Regions from separate parts of the Homo sapiens genome. Here region 2 is linked to region 1. Evidence: read pairs that join two places in POLR2A ChIA-PET (ENCODE). Cell type or tissue: OCI-LY7. All regions are shown on one strand. Each heading gives the region's core, and the rest is flanking DNA. Links, peaks and the distances in the headings are about the cores only. Region 1 has its middle 9.2 kb from the start of TMEM63C. Region 2 has its middle 20 kb from the start of ZDHHC22.

Region 1 (8,589 bases), core at 313-8,312:
ATTGTCTGAGATCTTAAACCAGCCCAGTGAACAACTGCAGGGACCCAACCCTCATAGTTTTGTTGAGCCTATGGTGGCCCTGGGAACTTGTCTCTGCTATTTAGAAATAATTTCCATCATAAACACTCAAGCTCACAAAGACCTACACACACAAGAATGCTCATTGCAGAATTGTTTGCAATTGCAAAAACAACAGTAACAATTAAAAAAACCTCACAACTGTGCACAGCCTACGCAAATGTACATGGGTTTTCTGTGGTACCCAGGTGAGATGTTCAGGAAAAATCAAAATGAGAGAGAAAAGGCAGGAAGTGAAAGCCACACACCAGTGTCCCTATGACCCCAAGGCCTGGTGCTGGGTGAGGCTGCTAGGCAGAGGGTAAGCAGGGGGCCATGGGGTTGGAGATGATGGGAGTCAGACCACAGATTTTACTACAAGACCCAGAATATAAACATATGCCACTGACAGGGACAGTATTTTCAAGGCAAAGCCAAGACACTATTTATACTTTAAGTGGCAAGCCACATACTCTAGGGTATCCCTGATCCCAAGAGCCAAATAAAAACTCTCTAAGAAAGTGGATACATTTTGGGAGCTCAGCTCCTATCACATGCTCTAATCTGCCTTTCCAGACAGAAGTGAATTTGTTTTCCTGTGCAGAAAGTAGTGGGGAAATGTATTGGAATGGAAAACCATTTTTCCAGTGTCTTCTGCCTGACCAGACACAGGGTTGTGGATTTCTAGAGAGAGGAAGACTTCAGGCTTAGGTCTAGACACACAGCACTGTCTCTACTTGGAAGCTGGCATTCCCCAGTGGAGGAGTCAGGCCCTATGATCACTCAGCCCTGCCACAGAAGAGAATCCAGGCTTCCCTTCTTCTGGGGCAACCCTGGCCCCTCTGCCCTCTCTTACCCCTGGCCTCAGACTGGGCCCCACTCACCAAGACCCCACCGGTGGGTATTCTTAGCCAGCAGCAATCTCTTTTACTAGTACTAGTGGAAGACGAGAAATTCACAGCTGGTAGGAGGTCATTGTTATCCACCGCCACTATCACTGAATGATATTGGAAACTTCTGGGCGGGTGAGGTCAGAAGCAGGTGTTGATGACATCACAAAAGAAACACCACTGTGTTGTGCTGGAACTCTGGGATTCTGGTACCATTTCTTCACCTAGGATTGAGCGCAACTGAGCATTTTCAGACAGATCTGGGGATTGAAGCCTGCAGAGCCTCACCTCAGTTCTATCTTGAGCCTGGCTGATGCCCTGCAGAATTAGATCCTTAAAGAATAAATGGGTTGGCCAGGTGTGGTGGCTCACGCCTGTAATCCCAGCACTTTGGGAAGCCGAGGCAGGTGAATCACGAGGTCAGGAGTTCGAGGCCAGCCTGGCCAAGATGGCAAAACCCCGTCTCTACTAAAAATACAAAAATTGGCTGGGCACAGTGGCAGGCACCTGTAATCCCAGCTACTCGGGAGGCTGAGGCAGGAGAATTGCTTGAACCCGGAAGGCGGAGGTTGCAGTGAGCCAAGACCGTACTACTGCACTCCAGCCTGGGCGACAAAGCAAGACTCTGTTCCAAAAAAAAAAAAAAAAAAAAAACACACACACACACGCACGGGTCCTTGCATTGATATTTTATTGAGGCTATAGAACTCCCCTGCTTCCCCGAGATGATACTCATGAGGCAGAAATATGGGTTTCTTCTGGGCCAGAAAGTGAAGATCTCCTCTTCAGGGCCTCATGTCCAGGCTCTTGAAATCAGCTCCGTTGTACTCCTTCCCCTGGGAGTTGGTGTCTGTTTTCAGTAATGAACCTTTTCTTTGTTGTATAAGCTTTATTAACTTTGTGAAATATAATACATATACAGAGAAGCATATACCATACGCAAGTGAGCACGATAATGAATAATCATAAAGCAAAGTCTTGTGTAGCGACACTGTTTAAGTCGATAAATAGAACATTATCACCAGAAGTTTCCCTGTATCGTTTCCCAATCCACCCCTTTCTCTTTCAGTCCCTTCCCTGCACAGAGATAGCCCTATCCTGACTTCAGTCTTTCCTTGCATTGCTTTGTACTTTTACCACCTGATTATTCATTCCTAATCAATATGGTTTGGTTTGGTCTGTATTTTGAGTGTACATTAAGAGAATTGGAGTATAAATATACTTTCATGTTGGGCTGTTAAAACTCAACATTGGTTTTTTGTTTTGTTTTTTTGAGATGGAGTTTCACTCTTGTCGCCCAGGCTGGAATGCAATGGCACAATCTAGGCTCACTGCAACCTCTGCCTCCCAGGTTCAAGCGATTCTCCTGCCTCAGCCTGCCGGGTAGCTGGGATTACAGGCGTGCGCCACCACGCCCAGTTAATTTTTGTATTTTTAGCAGAGATGGGGCTTCACCATGTTGGCCAGGCTGGTCTCAAACTCCTGACCTTAGGTGATCTGCCTGCCTCACCTCCCACAATGCTGGGATTACAGGCATGAGTCACCATGCCTGGCCTCAACATTGTGTTTTTAAGATTCATCCACACTGTGGTATGCAGTTGGAGTTTATTCATTTTCATTACTCTATTGTTTGACTGTGCCATAAATTAATCCTTCCTGGTTTGTTTGGCATTTGTTTTTATTTCCAGTTTTTTAATAGTGAGTGCTATGATTTGAATGTTTTTTGTCTCCTCCAAAATTAATTAATTGAAAAATATAGGCCAGGTGCGGTGGCTCACTCCTATAATCCCAGCACTTTGAGAGGCTGAGGCCAGCAGATTGTTTGAATCTAGGAGTTTGAGATCAGCCTGGGCAACATAGTGCGATTCCATCTGTTAGAAAATACGAAAATTAGCTGGGCATGGTGGCATGCACCTGCAGCCCTAGCTACTCTGGAAGCTGAGATGAGAGGATTGCTTGAGCCTGGGAGGCAGAGGTTGCAGTGAGCCAAAATCACACCTCTGCACTCCAGCCTGGGCGACTGAGACCCTGTCTCAAAAAAAAAAAAAAAAAAAAAAAAAAAAAAAAAAAAAAAAGAAAAGAAAAGAAAGAAAGGAAAAAGAAAAAGATGGTCAAGCAAGAACTCAATCATTTTAAACTGTTCCAGAGCATAGAAATAGAAGTAAAATGTCCACATTATTTTATACAAAGCCCTGAAATAATACACTGAAATAATACACAACAATGATTTCACACAAAAATTATTTCTTAAAAAATTTTTTGGTTGACAGGGTCTTAAGATGGCTGCCGGGCGGCTGCATCCTGACAGAAGAAAAGATGTTGAGTGGGCTAGTACCTCCTGGCCTAAATGAAAGTGATGTTGAGTCAAACTCTGAAGATGAAGCTACATTGGAGAGCTCTGGGCTTAACTTACAGGAAGATAAAGAGGATGGGAGCAACAGAAAAGCAGAAATCATAGATTTCTCAAAAGATGAAGCAAAAAGTGAAGCAGAGTCAAATGTAAATGCCTAAGAAGAGAGTCCTTCTGGAATTCCCTTAGATATGTGGAATTGAACAGTCCTCAAATGCAGCCCAGTGGAAGGAGCTTACTCAGTATGTTGGAGTCAATGATAGGTTTGACCCCCCTGTTAAAAGGAAAACCACTGAGAAGGCCTCGAAAAGAGGATAGAGCAGGCTGTGGAGGAGTGGAATATTGAGAGGGCTGAAGAACTCAGCAACTAGCTAGCTACTCGAGAGCTTGGTGTAAAAATTGCCAAAGCAGTTGTCTGCCACAAGTTTGTAAAAGCCAAAAATGGAGACTAAAAATTCACAGGGCTGCCTGAAAAAAGAAGAAACTCGCATGGGGGTTTGAAGCAAAGAAGAGATGGGCAACCAAAAGCAATGGGATATATGTAACTTGCCAGAGTGCTTGAAGACATTTATAGACTCAAATGCTCAATTTACCGAGAACGTTTTCCTGCCTGTGTTAAATGTCAGAAAATTGAGAGCACTAGAAAAGAAATAAGCATAAAATTTGGGAGTTTGATTATCAGCTCTTTTCAATCTTTCTCTAAGGACTTTGTCCCATTGAAGTGAATAAAATGAAGCATTCTGTTATTTTTATAAGAAATGTAAGAAAAAATATAGAAAAAAAGGAAAGGATTTTGTTTATTTATTTGTATAAACCCACAGTATAAAATCAGTTTTGCAGCCAGTCGCGGTGGCTCATGTCTGTAATCCCAGCACTTTGGGAAGCCAAGGTGGGTGGATCACTTGATCTCAGGAGTTCGAGACCAGCGTGGCTGGCATGGTGAAACCCCAGCAGCTGGGCATGGTGGCGCATGCCTGTAGTCTCAGCTACCAGGGAAGCTGAGGCAGGAGAATGGCTTGAACCCGGGAGGTGGAGGTTGCAATAAGCTGAGATCGCACCATTGCACTCCAGCCTGGGTGACAAAGACTCTGTCTCAAAAAAAAAAAAAAAAAAAATCAGTTTTGCTGCTTTTCATTTATTTGGTTTAGCATAGCCAGTGAGCTTCTTGTACTTCCTTTCTTTTTGAGACAGATTCTCACTCACTGTGTCACCTAGGCTAGAGTGCAGTAGCATGGTCTTGGCTCACTGCAACCACTGTCTCCTGGGTTCAGGTGATTCTCTGATTCTCATGCCTCAGCCTCCTGAGAAGCTGGGATTACAGGCAAGCACCACCATGGCTGGCTAATTTCTTTTTGTATTTTTAGTAGAGACAGGGTTTTGCCATGTGGGTTAGGCTGGTCTTGAACTCCTGGCCTCATATGATCCACCTGCCTCGGCCTCCCAAAGTGCTATGATTACAGGCATAAGCGATCATACCGGCCTTGTACTTCCTTATCTGTACCCAGTATAATTACACGTTTACTGGAGCTGTGTTTTTAAGATTGATAATTGTTTACAATGGATTAGTCGTAAGTGCCAAAGAGTCTCAATTGATTCTGTCTACAAATGATGACTTGACCTTAATGTCATAAAAGTAGTTACTAATTTTTTTTATTGACGGCAGTAGACCTGATATTTCAGAATTGCATAGTAAAAGCAATTTATTAATTTTTGTGTACTTCCAGATAAACTATTACAATAAAGAAAGGGGCCGAATGTTAAAAAAAATTTTTTTCCATCTTGGTTACTGCCTGAGCAGGTTGGAGCTGTGGGTGAGGGTTCCCTGGAATGGGGACAAGTTGGTTCCAGATGGTTTTGATACACCTCATTCTGCAACCTTCCTTTTCATACTCCAGCCCCATAAAAAACACATGGTATGGAAGTAGTACTAGGAAAACTCCCTCTTCCCTTCTTCAGACTTGCTTCCTTACTTCTTTACTACTTTGGTCAGTATCACTGTAATGTGGCAGCTGCTTCTGAGGGGTCAGTCATTCTCCTTCAGTTCACTCACAGATTATGAGCCAGGTAATCTATTAAAAGCCTCTAAATGTTATTTGTTCATCCAGAATCCCTTTCCAGGAAGATGTCTCCTCTCGCACTTTGTGAGATTCTATTCAAAATAAGGATTTTGAAAAGCCCTGACATATTCCTGGGAATCTAGAGGATAAGCACATGCTCAAGAAAAACCTGAGAAAGCCCTAAGCTCTCACCTCTGCATGACCTTCAGTCTCTAAGCAAGAAGAAATTGAAGACTAAGGCAGAGTTATAAACTGCCTAACTGAACTCTGAAGGCATGTCCCAATACACATACACAGGCTTATCTATAAAGACAGGGCAATTTTACTGTTTTTTGTCCCAGGTGTTTAAGGAAATCTCTGTCCAATCACTAGCTGATTGTGAAGCTAATGGAAGAGACTTCTGTGGCCATACACACACACACACACACACACACACACACACACACACACAAAGAGTTCTCAAAATTAGTTCAGAAAAGGCACTAAACAAACAAACAGCAACAACTACAACAGGCAGGAACAACAAACCCTAGGGAAATCTGATTTCCAGAGTTGCCAAATTATAATATTTGAAATGTCCGGTTTTCTACAAAAAATTACAAGGCATGGAAAAAACACAAGGAAGTATGGCCCCTACACAAGAAAAATGACAATTGATAGAAATTATTCCTGAAGAAGCCCAGACATTGGGCTTACTTTTAAGAGACTTTAATTCAACCATTTAAAATATGCTCAAAAAACTAAAGGAAACCATGTACAAAGAACTAAAGAAAACCATGAGAATGATGTCTCACATATAGAGAATATCAATAAAAAGACCAAACTTATAAAAAAGAGCCAAATATAAATTCTAGTGCTTAAAAGAATAACTGAAAGGAAAAATTTATTAGAGAGACTCAACAGCAGATTTGAGCAGGCAGAAGAATCAGTGAACTTGAAGATAAGTCATTGAGATTACTCAGTCAGAGGAGCATAAAAAAGAAAGACATAGAATAATGAGCAGACTTTAAAAGACATCACCAAGTATACCACAACATATGCATAATGGGAGTGCCAGAGGAGGTAGTGGGGTCTAATAGGAAGAATACTTGAGAGAAATAATGGGCAAAAACTTTCCAAATTTGATGGAAAACATTAGTCTATACATCTAAGAAACTCCAAGTAGGATAAACTCAAAGAGGTCCACACTGAGACACGTTATAATTAAACTGTTCAAAGATAAAGACAAAGATAGAATCTTGAAAGCAGCAAAAGAGAAGCAGCTTATCACGTAGAAGTAATGCTTAATAAGATTAACAGCTTATTTATCATTAGAAACCATGGAGGTAAGGAAGCAATGGGATAGAACATTAAAAGGACTGAAAGAAAAACAGCTGTCAGCCAAGAATGCTATATCAAGCAAAACTATCCCTCTGGAATGAAATAGAAATTAAGAAATTTCCAAATAAAAAAAGAGTTTGTCACTAATGCCCTACGAGAAATGCTAAAGGGAGTCTCTCATGCTGAAATGAAAGGACAGTAGGCAGCAATTTGATTTCACATGAAGAAATAGAGAACACTGGTAAAGGTAAATATAAAAGTCAATATTAATGTATTTTTAGTCTGTATCTGTTCTTTTTTCCCATATTATTTAAAAGGCAACTATATAAATAAAAATTACTGATATATATCTATGATAGACACAAATGTGTAAAGATGGAATTTGTGACAAAAGCAACATAAAGATGGGGGTAGAACTATATAGTAGCAAAGTTCTTATACTGAAACAGTATTAATCTAAACTAGATTGTTATAAATTAAACATTAATTTTAATCCTCAGGGCAACCACTATGAAAATAACTAAAAATATATAGTAAAAGAAAAGATGAGGAAATTAAATAGTATATTAAAAAATATCAGCCAGTCATGGTGGCTCGCGCCTGTAATCCCAATACTTTGGGAGGCTGAGGTGGGTGAATCATTTGAGCCCAGGAATTCAAGACCTGCATAGGCAATATGGCAAAATCCCATCTCTACAAAAATACAAAAATTAAGCTGGCACAGTGGTGTGCGCCTGTAGTCTCAACTACTTGGGAGGTTGAAGCAGGAGGATCACTTGAGCCTGGGAGGTGGAGGTGTCAGTGAGCCAAGATTGTGCCACTGCACTCTAGCCTGGGTGACAGAGAAAGACCTTGTCTCAAATAAACTGAAATAAAATAAAAAAAAATATCTTTAACACAGAAGAAGGCAGTAATGAAGGAAATAAGGAACAAAAATGGTATGAAACACTGAAAACAAATAGCAAAACAGCAGAAGTAAGTCCTTCCTCAATTACTTTAAATGTAAATGAATTAAACTTTCCAATCAAAAGGCAGATAATAGCAGATGAGTGTTTAAAAATGATGTAACTATGTGCTATCTACAGGTGACTCACTTTACATTCAAAGATACAAATAGGCTGAAAATGACAGGGTGGAAAAAAGTATACCATGAAAACAGTAACCAAAGGCAGTGGGGGTGGCTATACTAATATTGGAAGCAATAGACTTTAAGACAAAAATTGTTACAAGAGACAATGAATGACATTATATAATGATAACAGGGATATTTCATCAAGAAAACATAACAATTATAAAGATATATGCACCCAGCAACAGAACCCCAAAATACATGAAGCAAAACCTGAGATAATTAAAGACAGAAATAGACAAACAATAACAGTTGCAGATTTTAATATTCCACTTTAAATAATAGAACAACTATACAGAAGATCATCAAGGAGGCAAGGCGTGGTGGCTCACACCTGTAATCTCAGCACTTTGGGAGGCCGAGGCAGGCAGATCACCTGAGGTCAGGAGTTCAAGACCAGCCTAGCTAACATGGTGAAACCCTGTCTCTACTAAAAACACAAAAATTAGCCAGGAGTGTGGCGGGTGCCTGCAATCCCAGCTACTTGGGAGGCTGAGGCAGGAGAATCACTTGAACCTGGGAAGTGGAGGTTGTAGTGAGATGAGATTGTGCCATTGCACATCAGCCTGGGCAACAAGAGTAAAAGCTCCATCTCAAAAAGAAAAAGAAAAAATAAAAAAGATCATCAAAGATATAGAAGACTTGAAGAGTACTATAAACAAACTAGACCTAGCAGATATTTATGGAGCACTCCACTCAACAACGACACTCAAAGTGCTGGGATTACAAGAACGAGCCACCACAGGTGGTTCTCTTCCTCTTCTTATAAAGATGTCAGTTCTATCC
Region 2 (8,589 bases), core at 136-8,135, 50 kb after region 1:
GAGGCTGCCTTCTTTTTCTGATTGACAGCTGCGATGTGGCCAGAAGCTGTCTGAAGGGGTGATTTTAGGTAGAGGGGAGGGGAGAGTGGTGCCCAAGGTGTGAGGTACTCTGTGGGGAAGGAGGCCCTGCGGGATGTGGTGACCCTGGGCAGGGCAGGCCAGAGGGGCAAGGACTGAGGTGGCTGGGGTGCAGGACTGAGCAGGACTGCTCCCAAGTCCTCAGTCAGTAAGTGGCATCCTGGAAAGATCACACTGTGAACCCGGAGTACCCAGTGGTTCTGAATCCCTGCGTGACCCTGGGCGGGTCACTGCCCTCCGTGAACACTGGACTCGCTCTTAGACTTGGCGAGGATTGCACACACCTGGCCCTCAATGGGGCACATACCTTTTACTTTGCCACAGACTCCCCCAACCATTGCCCAACCCAGAGCCACCCCACACTCTACCCTTGGCTATCTGGCCCCTGAAGGCTTTGAGTTTGTGACCCCTGAAAGCCAAGCTTCAAGAGGGCTCAGTTTTAGTTCCGACTGTGCCCTGGATGGGCTGCGTGACCTTCCACAAGCCCCTGGGCCCCATTCCGCAAACCTTCCACGTGGCCAGCGTGCGGTGCGGGGAGATGGTGGTGGGAAGTGGGAATACGACTGAACAGCTGGAAAGACAGGGGAGGGGAACTGACATGAATTGGATGCCCCAAGCAGCAGAGGTCACCAGCAGCAGGAGAAGGACGGTTCTTGCGTTTGCTCAAAGACCTCAAGGATTGCTGTCTTGTTCCAGGTGGAAAGAGAGGGAGGAGACCTGGGGAAGGAAGCCAGGAGGCGCAGCTAAGGGGCAGCGCGGCCCCTCCACCTGACCCGCCGGCCGCCGAGGGCAAAAATTCCCTCGCAGGTGCCGGGTACTTAATAAACAGACTAGCAGGGGCGGGGGGCGACGGCTCGCCGGAGAAAGGATTTAATTAGCAACGCTTTCGGGAGAGAAAATTAAATTACAGGAAGCAGTGGTGCCGGCTGCGGACCACAAAGACCACAGAATCCCGAAGCCGATTCCTCAGACCCCTGCGCGTGTCGGGACCACCTTTCCATCGCCCCAGCCGTGGGATGAAGGCCGCGCAGCGTGGGGCGTCTGTCTGGGCTCCGGCTGCGACGCCGTCGCGCGTGGCCTCCCCGGCACCCGCCAGAGCCCGCGGCCGTGGCTCGGGCCCGCCGGGAGGGGGCGCCGTCGGGCCTCCGCGCTCCACTCTCCCGGCGCGCGCGCCCCGCGCTTGGCTGCCAGTGTTGGCTGCGCGGGGACCGCGGGCCGCAGCCAACCTGGGTCTGCCTCGCCTAGCCCGAAAGGGCGAGATCATGGGCCCAGACTCTTGATGCCAGCAGTGGTCTTACTCGAAACTCATCTAAGCGTAAGGTGAGGAGAATCGGCCTGATGAGTGGGCGGCAGGTAGTGCAGGACACTGCAGTCTTGTCCACGGCCCGGGCCCCGCGCATCACCGCGTCTCCGAGAGCGCGCTCCGAGCCCAGCCCCTCCTGGGAGGTTCTTAGCCCTCATGTGCCACCGCGGTCCAGGGACCCACCTCCTCTCTGTCTCCTGGCGGGTTTTCTATTTGTCACAATAGCGACCATTCCTGAGCTCCCGCTAGAACCAGGCCTGGTGAGTGAGTACTTAGCTTAGGGAAGGCACCAAGCCCTGTGCGGTGTGATTTTTAGCCCTGTTCGGCGGAAGAGGAAAAGGAAACGAGCTCAGAGAGGCTGAGAAAGTCGCCCAGGAACACACAGCTGGGAAGACATTGAAATCCACATCCCATTGGCTTCTGAGCTCTTCCCCAGCAGGGGAGCGCCCGTTTTTCATTCTCAGTCTCTAGCACAGAGCCTCGCACGTGGGTGCTCAGGAAGGATTTGTTGAAGGAACGGCAGATTTTTCCTTGTTTGTCAAAGGGGGTGCTCATAGCTGAGGGGTGTGAGGATTAAATGAGATGGTGTGTGTAAAACACCTGGCTGTGCACTTGGAGCACCGTGAGCAATTAGTAAAAGCTGGTGCCAGTGTTAATGAAACTCGACAGTGCGGGGAAACACTGGGGACTTTGGTAAAATGTAGATTCTGAATCAGCAGGGCCTGTGACTCTGCATTTCTCATAGGCTCCCAGGTGTTGGCGATACTGCAGATGACAGTTACTTCGCTGTGTGGAACTGGTCCCCACGCCTCCTCACCCCAGCCCCAAGTCCAATCCCCCACAAGGGACCCACTGCAATTATTCCCAGCTTTGTCTGCCTATCTGCAATCCCCTGAGGAGCTTTAGAGAATATCCATGGGGGTGGGGGAAGGCAGGTCTTTTCCCCAGAGTCTGACAGGTCTGGGATGTGACCTGTGCATGTTCAAAGCTCCCTAGAGGTTTCTGCTACACAGTCAAGGCTAGAACCGCTATAGGGGAGGTGTCCGAGGAAGGCAGTAAGTGAGCAGAGGTTTGAGGAAGTTCACCTGATGCAGGTGTGGAGGACAGATTGTGCAGGAGCCTGGAGGCTGAGTCACCAGCTAGGAGGCTGGGCCAGCTAGGAGGCTGGATCTGGCTAGGGTAGGGCTGATTCCTCCATAGCTCCCCACCCACCAGCTGTATAACTCTAAAGGAGGGTGAGGACTGGGACAGGCTGGGGAGAGCTGGAGCGCATGCTTGGCAGGTATTCTGCAGGGTGTGTGCAAAGGAGGGGCTCTGTTCTGGGTGCAGCAGGGTGCCAGAGGTAGGCAGGGAGCTGGGTTGTTTTGCTGGCCACTGCCTGTATGTACAAAGTGGAAGGCTGGCCTTGGACTGAAGCCAGCTCAGAGAGCCCAGTCCTTGTTCTTGGAATGGCACAATTCACTTGCAGTAGCAATCTTATTATTGTTTACTGAGCACCCACCATGTGAGGCCACTGTACTATATACTGTACATTAAGGCACAACAATATTTCAGAGTTGACGGTAACTTAACAAATGAGGAAACAAGGTGCAGAGAGGTTATATAACTTGCTAGGATCACACAGAGACCAGATCAAGATCTAAAGCCATGATATTTCCATCTCACCAAGATGTCTGTACTCCTGCTCTTTCCTTTGGCTAAAACGCTATTCCCCTTCCTCTCTATACCTGTATCAGGTGAACTCCCTTAAAACCCCTCTGCTCACATTACTGCTCTCCTATGTTGTCTCTATGTAACTGAAATAATCCCTAAAAGTTGTGTTCTTCATCTCAAATGAAAGGGCTGTTTGCAAATGGCTGACCAGGCACGGACAGCTTATGGAAGCTCTACCCTATGCCAAGGCTGAGATCTCAATCACTACTTAGATCTCAATCATCGTGAGTTCCTCTCAAGGTCTCAGGGAGCTCCTGCAGCTCTGGTCTGTGATTTTCCTTGGGCACCAGGCACAACCTTGCGTCACTACTTTTCCTGTGGGTCATGACTCCTGGCTCAGATGCCTAGGCTCCAAGGCCAGGGACCACATGTATCTTTCTATAGACCTGGGCCTCAACAACTGTTTGTTGCAGCCAGAGCCAGGACTAGGGTAAGTCAAGCAAGGGGTCATGTGTATGCTTATGCTGGCGGCAGCTGGGGAAAGCAGATGCAGGTGCTGTTGTTGTGGGTGAGCTCAGAAGTCTGAAGGTGGGTCGCTCAACGGGATAATCTGCTGCTGCTAACTCCCTCCTAGTGTGCTTGGGTGTGTTGGGGTGGACTTATAGTTTCATATTAAGGACTCTTGCCCTAATCAAAGGGTGCTAACCCCAAAGGTTATTAAAGCATTATCTTTGAAATGAGTAGGACATATCACCTTGTCTAGGCTTACGCACCCAGCTTTGGATGTTTAAGACCTACAGAGACCAAAACTGTCAAAGGGGCAATTGACTAACTGATTGTCATTGCTACCTCCCACAAGACTAGAAGGAGGGACCAGGTCTGTTTTAGCCACCATTTTATATCCACAGCTCAGTCAGCAGCTGGGACATAAACGTGTTGAAAATGTGTTTCCTTGAAATAATAATGACAATGCTTTGGTCAGGTAAGCTGCAGGAATCATTAATACTTTCAGAAGAAGGAGAAATGTTCGGGTTTTGGAATACAATTTTGGGAGGAAAGGTGTGAAAATCTGAGTGACAAGGACCATGTTTTTGAGGATTTTTAAAGGTCCCCAAAGTGGGACCTACCCCAGGGCTGACCTGTGGCCTTGTGTTGACTGGTGCCTGCTCACCTCTGATCCTGTGGGTCCAAGAACCTTTTTTTCCCTTGAATTAAATATTTCTGCCATGTTGACTTTTTTTTTTTTAAATCATTCAGTGCATACTGTCCCACATGTCCTGATCCCCATGCAACTGGTGGGGCCAGGAGCCAGTCTTGGCCACGGGCTGAGCAGAAGTGACATTGTCACTGCAGCCCAACCTGACTAGTACAATCAGCAATGTTAGTAATTTACTAGCTAGGAGCTTCACGGCACAATTGATGTTTATAAAATGCTTCAAGAATAAAATCAGCACAGGCTGGAAAGCATGATACTTCTAAATACACCTTGCCAAGACAAGCATCAACTTGGATATCCTTTCAAAAAAATAAAAGGCTTTCACCTTGAAGTTCACTCTCTCGGCCTGTGAGAGCCCAGGGGACCATTATTGAAAACACACAGTCTAAACCATGCCTGTCACTGTTTTGTCGGGCTGTGGGTATCCGGGGCTGTTTGTTGTGACGGTTCACTGCCCTTTCTCTGTGTTTTGCTGAAGTGAAACTCATTTGCATTTCCTGAGCAGCCCAGTGATGAGAGGAGAGGCCCAGAAACCTTGCTGGAGCTCAGAGGGGAAGCAGAATGAAATGTTAACCAGCAGGACCACCAGGCTTCTGGGGCCAAGTTTTCCTGCCATTTTTGAAGACAATGCAGGACTCGTTGAGGTTGTGGTGCTCCATTTGTGTGTAACTTCTTTAGGCTTCTTCTCTTCCCCTGACTGGGCAATGTACTCACTTGTGCAAGGGTTGAGTGGAGATGATAATTTCAACCCAGCTCTCTGTAGAGACATGATTATTGTGGTTTACCATCTACAAGTGGTGGCAGGTCTTGATTTTTCAGGGCTTCTGGTTTTTCACTCTCACCCTCAAATGAAGGGCAGGCCCCATGCCAAGCGCTCCCATCTGTCCACCCAGCAGGCAGGGGCTTTGTGGGCTGTCCCCAGAGAATGGAGGCCTTTGCTCTCTTCTGTTATAAAGACACCAGGATGAACAAACATGCTTCCAAGGCCACTGCAATTTTTGGGATCTAGTGAGTCTGTAGGAAATGTAACGGCAGCTATTTTTACTCTCATGCTCTCCAGCCACTCTGACTGCCTTGCTGGAAGGATAATAATCACTCCACCTGCCAGGGCCCTCACAAGGGCTGGCCGCAGGATCCCACTTTCGGTTTTCATTCTCCTTCATATTCTAACAGCTTCCTCCCACTCCCTGGGTTATCTTCATATTCTATGGGCCCTTCTTGCTTTTTTGCTCAACTCATCTCCTCCAGCTGCTGTAATTTAAGGCAGGAACCATACAGACTGTTCTTTCAAGCAATTCTGTCTTGCATAACCATCCTTTAGAAAGAGATAGGAAAGCCATGTGTTTTAAGAATAAAGGGGGGCCAGGCACGGTGGCTCATGTCTGTAATCCCAGCACTTTGGGAGGCTGAGGTGGGCGGATCACCTGAGGTTGGGAGTTCGAGACCAGCCTGACCAACATGGAGAAACCCCATCTCTACTAAAAATACAAAATTAGCCGGGCGTGGTGGCACATGCCTGTAATCACAGCTACCCAGGAGGCTGAGGCAGGAGAATCGCTTGAACCCGGGAGGTGGAGGTTGCCATGAGCCGAGATTGCACCATTGCACTCCAGCCTGGGCAACATGAGTGAAACTCCGTCTCAAAAAAAAAAAAAAAAAAAAGTAAAAAGAAAGAAAATAAAGGAAGGATTCTGAGAGGAAAAAACCAAAATGGTCACACATGGACCCACAGAACAGCTCCTTCCAGGAAGCCAGTCAAAGAGTAACCATCCTGGGTTGATATTTTCTCTCCTCTCATTCACTGTAAATGAGATTTTGGTAGAAGACAGTCTTAATTATCCCAAGCAGTCACAACCCTGAAGGGGCTGAATGCCATCACTTGAATTCCATCACTGGGTCTGTGAGCGGCGAGGCTGCCTTGCTCCGTAGAGCAGTTTTAAAACACTTTTGAGACATCACTTTTTTGCGTTGCACCTTCATCTCAGGATGTCAAGTGCATAGCGAGGATTATGCCCCTCCTCTTTTGATAAAGGAAACTGACGTAGCAGAGGTAAAGGCTGCAGGAGCTAGGGCACAGTCGTTGTTTTCTTCTGCCTCTTTCTCTCAGGGATTCTGATTGTGCTGTGTCACCCAGGCAGACTTCTCATCTCTAATCTCTCTTCTGGTGTAGATGAAAGGTTGACCCAAAAGGCTTGGACCAGAATAAAGACCTCACAAAGTATCACTGCATCTATGTCATCTCTGACTAGTGACAGTGAAAATAATGTTAAATCAACCCAAGTGGTTCTGTTTTTCGTTTGGCTTTTTTGTGAGACAGGGTTTTTGTCACCCAGACTGGAATGCAGTGGCATGATTTTGATTCACTGCAACCTCCGCCTCCTGGGCTCAAGTGATCCTCCCACCTCAGCCTCCAGAGTAGCTGGGACTACAGGTGTGTGCCACCACACCCAGCTAATTTTTGTATTTTTTAGAGAGACAGGGTTTCGCCATGTTGCCCAGGCTGATCTCAAAGTCCTAGGCTCAAGCAATCCATCCACCTCGGCCTCCTGAAGTGCTGGGATTACAGGCATGAGCCACTGCACGCAGCCCCAAATTGTTCCTTAAAACACATGAAGAGGCCAGGCACGGTGGCTCATGCCTGTAATCCCAACACTTTGGGAGGCTGAGGTGGGCGGATCACGGGGTCAGGAGATCAAGACCATCCTGGTTAACACGGTGAAACCCCGTCTCTACTAAAAATACAAAAAAAAAAAAAATTAGCGGGCATGGTGGTGGGCACCTGTAATCCTGGCTGAGGAGGCTGAGGCAGGAGAATGGTGTGAACCCGGGAGGTAGAGCTTGCAGTGAGCCGAGACAGCGCCACTGCACTTCAGCCTGGGCAACAGAGCGAGACTCCGATTCAAAAAAAAAAAAAAAAAAAAAACGAAGAAACATCATCCCTGGTTGTGCAGAGAGAAGTCTGAAAGGAAATAAGCTAACTAACACTCTCCCAAATACAAAAGTTACCTTCTTCATCTCAAATGAAATGAAAGGGCTGTTTGCAGATGGCTGACCAGAAAAGGAGATGATCTGATTTAACCCCAAATCATTCTCCTTTTGGGCCAGTAAGAATTCTTTGAGACCAGGTTTTTACATGGGAGGTAGTAAATCCACATTAGCTGCAACAAGATAATCATATGAAAGGCAACACCAATGCAGACTGGCAAAGAGCTTCTCCCAGAGTTCCATACAAAGAAGTTAAAAATCTGACAGAACACCGTACTATAAAACCATCTTACTGGAGGCCCTCAGAACCTCTTTTCTAAGCACCCCATGTTTTAAAAAATTTAAGCACCTGGGTGCGGTGGCTCACGCCTGTAATCCCAGCACTTTGGGAGGCCGAGGCGGGTGGATCACCCTGCCAAAATTCTCAGGAATTCGAGACCAGCCTGGCCAACATGGTGAAACCCCATCTCTACTAAAAATACAAAAACTAGCTGGGCGTGGTGGCACACGCCTATAATCCCAGCTACTTGGGAGGCTGATGCAAGAGAATCGCTTGAACCCAGGAGGCAGAGGTTGCAGTGAGCCGAAATCATGCCATTGCACTCCAGCCTGGACGACAAGAGCAAGACTCCGTTAAAAAAAAAAATTAATCTATTAATTCTATGGCTCACCTGTAACACAACTATAGATCTTACAAAGGTTAGCACTGCGATTAAACTTCAAGGTAACTAATTCAAATTCTTCATCATTCAGCTGAGAAGAGTGACATCTAGAGAGAGGTTAAGTGACTTATCCAAAGTCACTGAGTCAATGAGTAGTAGATATGACATGTGAATGTAGGTCTTTAGACCCCATCACACCAGGCTACAATCTGCAGGGATGCCATAAAAAAATGTGGATGAAACATGTTTGCAAACAGGCCGTCCTAAGGGGCAAGCGTTTCCACATACAGGAATCACGCCCAGGGGTGAGGAGCTGCAAACGCAAATAACTGGGTTCTCTTGAGCCTCTGAGGCTCAAATTTTTGTGCTCCCTCCCTTCTCTGGATTCCACTTCTTAAGGAAGGATGGTTCTCTTTATTTCAGAAGGGACCTTCTCTAGCCATATTTACCTATTTTTTGTTTCTTACTAGTGGCCTTACAGCTACATTTTAAAAAGCCACTTAGACAATTGTATAGGACAGAAATAATACTAGAAGAATTCGACTATGACAACCCTCCAGGCTTTTAGTGAGGTCAGCTTTTCATTTCCCCAGTGTCTTAAAGATCCCAGAAAGGGGCTCCTGACTGGCCTGGGAAACAGGGAGGACTCCACATGTCTCCCTGTTGAGATCTTCTAGGTGAACCCTGACAAG

Evidence for each region. Peaks named below come from ENCODE experiments on the same cell type or tissue, not always from the same donor. Only the 100,000 strongest peaks of a DNase experiment are listed, where the experiment ranks them.
Region 2: POLR2A ChIA-PET joins it to region 1 with 12 read pairs; 5 of 35 experiments call an interaction of 5 or more read pairs at or near these places.

Annotation. Positions count from the first base shown.
Region 1 is chr14:77,168,327-77,176,915 of GRCh38, reverse strand. It overlaps the pseudogene FAM204DP. Among named protein-coding and RNA genes, the nearest start is that of TMEM63C, 9.2 kb to the left of the region's middle. In OCI-LY7, for the core only: no CTCF peak of the experiment used is centred there; no DNase peak of the experiment used is centred there.
Region 2 is chr14:77,117,732-77,126,320 of GRCh38, reverse strand. No RefSeq gene overlaps it. Among named protein-coding and RNA genes, the nearest start is that of ZDHHC22, 20 kb to the left of the region's middle. RefSeq lists a silencer at 1,082-1,311 and enhancers at 4,399-4,578, 4,959-5,188, 5,199-5,258, 5,269-5,468. In OCI-LY7, for the core only: CTCF peaks have their summits at 1,077 and 1,279; DNase peaks (open chromatin) are centred at 2,440, 3,570, 4,700, 6,260 and 3 weaker places; H3K4me3 peaks cover 5,125 bases; H3K27ac peaks cover 4,864 bases.